Linked DNA regions of Homo sapiens: region 2 is linked to region 1. A link is an interaction called in ENCODE POLR2A ChIA-PET data of the cell type or tissue named here. Cell type or tissue: MCF 10A. All regions are shown on one strand. Links, peaks and the distances in the headings refer to the core of each region. The heading gives the core; the rest is flanking DNA. Region 1 has its middle 6.4 kb from the start of SET. Region 2 overlaps SPTAN1 (spectrin alpha, non-erythrocytic 1).

Region 1 (4,386 bases), core at 1-4,000:
CCACAACCCTCCCCTATGAGCCAGACCTAGTCACCAGAACAGTCAACTCTCTATCCAGCTCCAGCTACGTCTCCCAAAATGCAGCCCTCACCTCTAAGTTTAATGGGGGGAAGGGCAGGCATGAAACTGCTGGTTACAATGTAATGACAAGAGGGTGAGGCAGCATGACTCTGGGACTCCTAACTCCCAAGTGTTGGGGCTCACAGATTGCCCACAGGAAGTGACTTTCCAGCAGAGAGCTGGAGGTGGTGCACAGGTAAGGAGAGGAAAGGGCAAGTGGGTGTCTAGGCCCCGAGATCAGAGGGTAGAGTCCCAAGAGGTCAAGGTGAAGGGTACCACCTTGAGGGAGGCCTCCAGGTGGGGAGTCTCAGAAGTGTGAACCAGGAGAGGTCGGCGGGGACCGGGTTGGCGGGCCAGAGAAGTTTCTGAGCACCTGGAGGACGCGGGGAGGCAAGGGAGGGGTTTAAGCCGGGGAGTGGGCCACGTGATTGGCTATGCTCAGGCTGAAGGGGAGGAGGAGGAAGCTGGAAGCCAAGATGAGGAGGTGGCAGAGATTCAGGCCAGAGTTGTGGGCCGCCGTCGGCAGCAAGAACAGAGAGAGAGGTGGACAGATCTGAGAGATACTGAGGTAGAACCACCAGGAATCGGGGATTTGGCTGGATGTGGAGGGGTGAAGGAGGGGCCTCAGGCTGGCTGGCAGTGCCCCTTGCCAAGAAAGGGAGCCCCAGAGGAGGAAGTTTGGGGGCTGGGGAGACAAGCTCAGGGGTCAGTGTTGAGTTGGGGGCAGGGATGAGCTCCCGTGCACTCCCGTTCTCCCAGTCTAGTCCCTTCTGGTTCTTCACGCAAACTTAATCCACCATCCCAGGTTTAAAACCCTTTGGGGGTGCTTAGGGGTCACATCTCAAGAGGGATTGGGGGGTAAAAATCAGAGAGTCAATCCTTGCAAATCCCTTAAATCTCCAATAAAACTTAGCGCAGAAACGTACCTCCCTTCTTCGGCAAGCCTGCAGAGGCCGATGTCTCCTCCGGTCCCAGAGCAGGAGGTGGTCTTGGTTTCTTCTTTTGAGGCGGGAGTGGAGACTGGCGTTTAGGGGCCATGCTGTTAGGGAAGTCCCAGAACCAGACCACGAGTCTCCTCGCCCGTCCGGAAGCAGGCTGAACACTGAGACTGCCCCAGGTGCCAGCGGCTTAAATCTGCACTGGAGCCGCCCTGCCTGGAAGGGATATTTACATGACAGTGGGACACACACCCCGGCCCCCTCCCCCAGCCTCATCCCACCCACCCTCCAATCAGGAGAAATTTCTTTTAGTTGCTCTCTGCCTCGCTCTGCAGGGGCACTCTTGGCTTTGGGGGAGGGGGCAAGTTCTTCCTTGAGGAGAGGATCCCTGTGCTTTCTAGACCTCCTGGTTTCACGTGAAACCCCCGCAGCCTATCCCCCAGTTCGTTCCCAAACCCCCAGGTAGACAGGCCTGCCCCTACTGAGAACTTATCCTCTTTTTTTTTTCCTTTGGCCTCCAAAAGATTTAAACACGTGCTGTTGCCTCACCTAAGCTTGGAACATTCCTCAGTAAACCACACCCCCACTGCCCGGTTTCGCTAACTCCTTCCTGACCTCCCTTGTCTCTGCTTGAAGGGATAGATTAATGTTGAAAAAAAGATTTCCCAATCAAGAATTACAAAGGAATTAGATGCCTGCTTTAAAAAAAAAAAAAAGAAGAAAGAAAGAATTACAGAGAAAGAGGGAAAAGCAGGAAACTTTGGAGACTTGGAGTATTTATTCATTCTTCACTTGTTTCAGAAAGGGATACAAGTTAAGAGAAGAGGGTTTATTTTAGCTGGGCGTGGTGGTGGGCACCTGTAATCCCAGCTACTTGGGAGGCTGAGGCAGGAGAATCGCTTGAACCTGGGAGGTGGAGGTTGCAGTGAGCCGAGATCGTGCCACTGCACTCCAGCCTAGGCGACAGAGCGGGACCCTGTCTCAAAAAAAGACTTTTTTTTTTTTTTAAGACAAGGTCCCAGCCGGGCGCAGTGACTCAAGCCTGTAATCCCAGCACTTTGGGAGGCTGAGGCAGGCGGATCACGAGGTCAGGAAATCGAGACCATCCTGGCTAACATGGTGAAACCCCGTCTCTACTAAAAATACAAAAAAATCAGCCGAGCGTGGAGGTGGGCACCTGTAGTCCCAGCTACTCACGAGGCTGAGGCAGGAGAATGGTGTGAACCCGGGAGGCGGAGCTTGCAGTGAGCTGAGATCGCAACACTGCACTCCAGCCTGGGCGACAGAGCGAGACTCCGTCTCAAAAAAAAAAAAAAAAAAAAAGACAAGGTCCCATCCTGTCTCTGAGGCTCAAGTACATTAGTGATCATGGCTCACGGCAGCCTCAACTTCCCAGGCTCAGGTGATCCTCCCACCTCAGCCTCCTGAGTAGCTGGGACTACAGACGTCACCACCATGCCTGGCTAATTTTTTGTATTTTTAGTAGGCACAGGGTTTGGCCATGTTGCCCAGGCTGGTCTCCAACTCCTGGTCCCAAGCCAACTGCCCACCTCAGCCTCCCAAAGTGCTAGTATTACAGGCATAAGCCACCACACCAGACCAGAAGAATTTTTACTATTTATTTATTTATAGAAAGAGTCTCACTCTGGGCCAGGTGCGGTGGCTCATGCCTGTAATCGCAGCACTTTGGGAGGCTGATGCGGGTGGATCACGAGGTCAGGAGATCGAGATCGTCCTGGCTAACACGGTGAAGCCCCACCTCTACTAAAAATACAAAAAATTAGCCGGGCGTGGTTGCAGGCACCTGTAGTCCCAGCTACTCGGGAGGCTGAGGCAGGAGAATGGCCAGAACCCAGGAGGCGGAGATCGCAGTGAGTGGAGATTGCGCCAGCCTGAGCGACAGAGCGAGACTGTCAAAAAAAAAAAAAAAAGTCTCACTCTGTCATCCAGGCTGGAGTGCTGTGGCATAATCTTTGGCTCACTGCAACCTCCACCTCCCAGTTTCAAGCAATTCTCCTGTCTCAGCCTCCTGAGTAGCTGGGGTTACAGGCACCGCCACTAGGCGTGACTAATTTTTGTATTTTAAGTAGAGATGGGTTTTCACCACGTTGGCCAGGCTGGTCTTGAACTCCTGACCTTAAGTGATCCTCCTGCTTCAGCCTCCAAAGTGCTGGGATTACAGGTGTGAGCCACCGCACCCAACCTAGAAGAATTTTTAGAAAGCCGCTTGTCTGGGGGTCACAAAGGCCACTGTTATTGGGGGTCTGTTAGGGCATAAAAATGAGTAAGGCAAAAAACAAAAGCACAACAGCTAATAGAAGGTAGATTGGTACAACTAAGGTGGAAAACTGCATGCCAAGACTACCCAAGCTGAATGTGTTCATGCTTTGTGACCGAGCAATGGTACTCCTCCCTACATCTCCAACAGATATGCATAACGTGCACCAATGTTCACAGCAGCAAGATTCATAATAGACAAGAATGTTCACAGCAGCAAGATTCATAATAGACAAACTGGAAACAATGCAAATGTCTGTCCAAGGTAGAATGAATACATTGTGAGATATTCAAGGAAAGGAAAGTTACAAAGCAATGAAAATAAATGGGCCAGACGAGGTGGCTCACACCTGTAATCCCAGCACTTTGGGAGGCCAAGGCAGGTGGATCACCTGAGGTCAGGAGTTTAAGACCAGCCTGGCCAACATGGTGAAACCCTGTCTCTACTAAAAATACAAAAATTAACCTGGAGTGGTGGCACGCACCTGTAGTCCCAGCTACTCGGGAGGCTGAGGCAGGAGAATCACTTGAACCCGGGAGGCTGAGGTTGCAGTGAGCCGAGACTGCGCCACTGCACTCCAGCCTGGGTGACAGAGTGAGACTCCGTCTCTAAAAAAGAAAAGAAATGAATGACTGGTACTCGGAATGATGTGAATGCAGCCTACAAATATAATGTTGAGTGAAAGACAAAGACACAAAATAGTATACACCATGTGATTTCTTTTGTATAAAGTACAAAAACAAGCTAGGTGTGGCGGCTCACGCCTGTAATCCCAGCACTTTGGGAGGCCAAGGTGGGCAAATCACTTGAGGTCAGGAGTTTGAGACCAACCCAGCCAACATGATGAAACCCAGTCTGTACTAAAAAATACAAAAATTAGCTGGGCGTGGTGGCACACGCCTGTAATCCCAGCTACTCAGGAGGCTGAGGCAGGAGAATTACTTGAACCCAGAAGGTGGAGGTTGCAGTGAACCGAGATCACGCCACCGCACTCCAGACTGGGCGACGGAGTGAGACCCTGTCTCAAAAATAATAATAATAGGCTGGGCACGGTGGCTCACACCTGTAATCCCAGCACTTTGGGAGGCCGAGGCAGGCAGATCACGAGGT
Region 2 (4,386 bases), core at 387-4,386, 75 kb after region 1:
CTGTACAGAATTTGCCTAAGTGATAAACTGGGGGAGAGAAGGGGGAGTAAGGCGTTGCAGGCTAATTACAACAGAAAAAGCCACATCCCACAGGGACACTTGAATGGAGTGTAATGGATGATTAGAAATGAAAAGGATGGATGAAGAGACACCAGCAAACCGTGTGACCACAATAATAACAATAATCTACGCAGAGTAACACAAATACTGGAGCTCATTTAACTACAACTCTTAAAAAAATTAAAAACTTACCAGCAGCTTGGAAAGCTACAAAAACAGATTAAAAGAACAAGAGTTCAGTACACTGATGTGGACACACATATCAGCTATTAAATAGAAACTCATTTTGTCATACTTCCCCCAGGAAGCTCAGCATTTGGGAACAGTAATAGAAGGGGGATTCTATAGACTTTTATTACAGCAGAAATAGTTTTAATGGAGACAAATGAGGAAGGCAACTTTTAAATGGCTCTGAAACTTGACTAGGGCTTTCCCACTGGCTGGGCTTACTGAAATATTTCTCACTGACTTCCCATGGGTGCAAGGAGATTGTTTTATAAATGCTTTATTTAACAAAATCTACTCAATAACATAAGGCTACATCAAGACCAACACCCAGTCACTTCAGCTTACCTGGATGTTGGTGGGATCCTTGTACGACTCATCACTCGCTGTTTGCAATTTTTCACTGATCCAAGCCTCAATCTCATCCACATCCCGGCTGAACTGTTGGAGGGTTTGAGATTCTCCTAGCTTTGACCTTTTCTCAATCATCTGGGCTTTCAGACGTCGCCACCTGAAAGAGTGAAACCATGAGATCCAACATGAGCATATCTTACCGTGGAGAAGGAAGTGGGGAGACAGAACAGGCCTGGGCCTTCGTATGAGGGGATGCATCCTCTCAGGGCTGGTGACTATGTCAGTGCCACAGGACACCCACCTGTCCAAGACCTCATTGCGCCGGCTAGAAATGTCTCCCTTGGCATAATGGCCGGCAGCGATGAGCTGGTCGGCAAAGGCCTGCAGAGCAGCAATCTTCTCTTCCTGTCAGAAAACAAAGGCATGAGATCAAGGTGGGCCTGTGGCTGGGCCCTGCCTGGACTGCCAGTCTTGAGAAAAGGATAGTTATTTTGGGTGACTGAGAACTAGCTGGTGGCAGGATCAGAATACACTGACACTTTAGAAGCAAGAGTGTAAAATGCCAAAAGAAAGCTTGATTTCATTCATTACTAGAGTAGAGTTTAACTCAAGAAGTCTCCAGGTCACTCAGGTGGGGCAGGTGTTAGAATATCAGAACAGAACAAAATTAAGCCTGATAATAGGAAAATGCTGTCAGATTTACAGCAAAGTGACGTATAAATCAAACAGTTTTACATCTTCCTTGTTGTTTGTTCATTATTCCCTTACCTACCCACACATTTGTTTTCCATCCCTTTGATAATATTTTTTTTTCCTGTGGCACCCCCATTATTAAAATCTCAGAAATACCAGAATCTATAAAGTTTTAAAGATTATTTATGTACATATTTTTCTTAGACAACGCAGGTATTCCTTGGAGATATAACAGTGACTATATAAGCCAAGAAACAGATGTCAATCAGGAAAAATCCAGACTCCAACTCCATGGTCCAGAGGCCTCACCTGGACGTTAATCGCTTTGTCAAAGTCTTCATGTTTTTTGATCAGAGCCTCTACGCTGTCCAGTGAGTCTCCTTTGTCTTCGGTATTCAAGAAGGCCTCCCGGGCAGCCATCCAGTTCTCAGCTTGCTCACAGTCCCGATGGAACAGCTAAAGAGGGCAAGAGGCAGGTGAGAAAATGAGGCCCTTCAGCAAGGAAACACTTGGTCAGAAACCAGGAGCACACACACCTGCAGTTCAAGGCACTGATCCAGCATCATCCTGCGCTGAACCCAGGCCTTCTCCAGGTCTGCACGCTCCTGGTCAAGAATATCAAGTTTCTGCTTGATCTCAGGGCTGGCATAGTGTCCGTGAGCCAACAGCTGCTGTCCAAACTGCTCAAATGCCTGGAAAGTGCCAGCCCTGGCATCGATTTCTGTCCGGTGTTCCTGCCAAAAGGAGGGAAGGGATTAGGTAACTGGCAGCAGATGCCCACTCTGACGTCAACCACCGACTCACCACAAAGGGTGGGAATGAGGCCTCTAGGGCCCTGCAGAGCAGCCACGTCTTTGCTACTCAGCAGGCAGGTCCACCCACCTGGTGTCGCTCCAGCAATGCCTCAGCTCCGGTGACATCCTTGGCTAGCTCATCTGAGGACACCAACCCCCGTATTCCATTGATCCAAGACATGAGGTCCCTGGAAACCAGCACCCCAGAAAAATAGCTATTATATTACCTGGTAAGGAGATCTTCTGCCCAGGAAAACAGAGAATGACATAATTCTTGCCTCAGAAAGTTATCTTGGGTTAATCTGATCTACTGAATGAGGCTAGGTCTTTGGGCAAAGTGTTAAAAAACTTCTTGTTATTTTTTTAAAAGTCCGAATTTCTCAGAGGAAAAGTCAGTAGGCTTATAATTAAGATCTTTTCACCCTCCAGAATAACAAGTTCTAGCTACAATTAAGTCTTTGATAGCTTCAAATGAAAAAGCTTTTGTTGGCCAGGCGTGGTGGCTCATGCCTGTAATCCCAGCACTTTGGGAGGCTGAGGCAGGAGGATCGCTTGAGCTCAGGAATTCAAGATCAGTTTGGGCAATGTGGTGCAACCCTGTCTCTAAAAAAAAAAGAAAAAAAAGAAAAAGCCTTTCTTTAGGATTAACCCTTGAAGCCCTAGGCCTGGGCATACATTTGATCCAGTTTCTCACAGCTGTACAACCACAAGGGCACAAAACTGAGTGTGTAAGGTCAGATATGGTATGATTCCTTTTATATGACATGTCCAGAAGAGGCAAATCCATAGACATAGAAAGCAGATAAAGGATTCCTAGTGGGTGGGGAAGAGAGAAGAGGGGGTGATTAGTTAAGGAATGTTATTCTAGGGCAATGAAAATGTTCCAAAACTAGAGAGGGGTGGCTGCACAACACCGTGAATACATTAAATGTCATTGGATTGCACATTTTAAAGTAGTTAATTGTATGTTACGTGGCTTTTACCTCAATAAAAAGAAGAAAAAGACAACCAGGCGCAGTGGCTCACGCCTGTAATCCCAGCACTTTGGGAGGCCGAGGTGGGTGGATCACCTGAGGTCAGGAGTTCGAGACCAGCCTGACCAACATGGAGAAACCCCGCCTCTACTAAAAAAAATACAAAATTAGCCGGGCTTGGTGGTGCATGCCTGTGATCCCAGCTACTTGGGAGGCTGAGGCAGGAGAATCGCTTGAACCCAGGAGGCGGAGGTTGCGGTGAGCTGAGATCGCACCACTGCACTCCAGCCTGGGCACAAAAGCGAAACGCTTCCCCCCCCAAAAAAAAAATATATATATATATATGTCTAGGGAAAAATATAATGTCATATGGCAAGGAGATGAGAGGGAGTATGCCCATACTTGGATAGGAAAGTAGAGACTTGTTTTTTTTTTTTTTTTTTGAGGCAGAGTCTTGCTCCATCGCCCAGGCTAGAGTACGGTGGTGCGATCTCGGCTCACTGCAACCTCCGCCTCCAGGTTCAAATGATTCTCCTGCCTCAGCCTCCCGAGTAGCTGGAATTACAGGTGTGTGCCAGTGTGCCACCACGCCCGGCTGGTTTGTATTTTTAGTAGAGATGGGGTTTCACCATATTGGCCAGGCTGGTCCTGAATTCCTGACCTCGTGATCCACCTGCTTTGACTTCCCAAAGTGCTGGGATTACAGGCGTGAGCCACCGTGCCCGGCTGCAGAGACTTATTTTTAACAATATGGCATTCAGTAGTTTGACTATTTTACATTGATTATGTACTACTTTTTTCTGTTTTTAATTTTTTTTTTTTTTTGAGATGGAGTTTCACTCTTGTTGCCCGGGCTGGAGTGCAGTGGCACGATCTTGGCTCACTGCAACCTCCGCCTCCCAGGTTCAAGCGATTCTCCTGCCTCAGCCTCCTGAGTAGCTGGGATTACAGATGCCTGCCACCACACCTGGCTAATTTTTGTACTTTTGGTAGAGACGGCATTTCGCCATGTTGGCCAGGCTGGTCTTGAACTCTTGACCTCAGGTGATCTGCCCGCCTTGGCCTACCAAAGTGCTGGGGTTATAGACGTGAGCCACTGTGCCTGGCCGTTTTTGATTTTTAAATTAAAATTTTATAATAGAAATAGGGTTTCGCCATGTAGCCCAGGCTGGTCTCCGGCTCCTGAGTTCAAGCAATTCGCTTGCCTTGGCCCCCCAAAGTGCTTGGATTATAGGTGTGAGCCATTGTACCCTGCTGAGCATGTACTATTTTCACAATAAAAATGA

Evidence for each region. ChIA-PET counts read pairs that join two places held together with the same protein. Peaks named below come from ENCODE experiments on the same cell type or tissue, not always from the same donor. Only the 100,000 strongest peaks of a DNase experiment are listed, where the experiment ranks them.
Region 2: POLR2A ChIA-PET joins it to region 1 with 7 read pairs; 7 of 35 experiments call an interaction of 5 or more read pairs at or near these places.

The regions. Positions count from the first base shown.
Region 1 is chr9:128,680,608-128,684,993 of GRCh38, reverse strand. It overlaps a transcript of DYNC2I2 not described here and a transcript of SET not described here. Among named protein-coding and RNA genes, the nearest start is that of SET, 6.4 kb to the left of the region's middle. RefSeq lists enhancers at 261-350, 764-1,401, 1,402-2,038. In MCF 10A, for the core only: no CTCF peak of the experiment used is centred there; DNase peaks (open chromatin) are centred at 503, 1,193 and 1,583.
Region 2 is chr9:128,605,532-128,609,917 of GRCh38, reverse strand. It overlaps SPTAN1 (spectrin alpha, non-erythrocytic 1), which reads right to left. Exons shown (of 57, transcript NM_001130438.3): 32 at 2,215-2,314; 33 at 1,869-2,066; 34 at 1,642-1,788; 35 at 941-1,044; 36 at 634-796; 37 at 253-267. Among named protein-coding and RNA genes, the nearest start is that of DYNC2I2, 49 kb to the left of the region's middle. In MCF 10A, for the core only: no CTCF peak of the experiment used is centred there; a DNase peak (open chromatin) is centred at 1,937.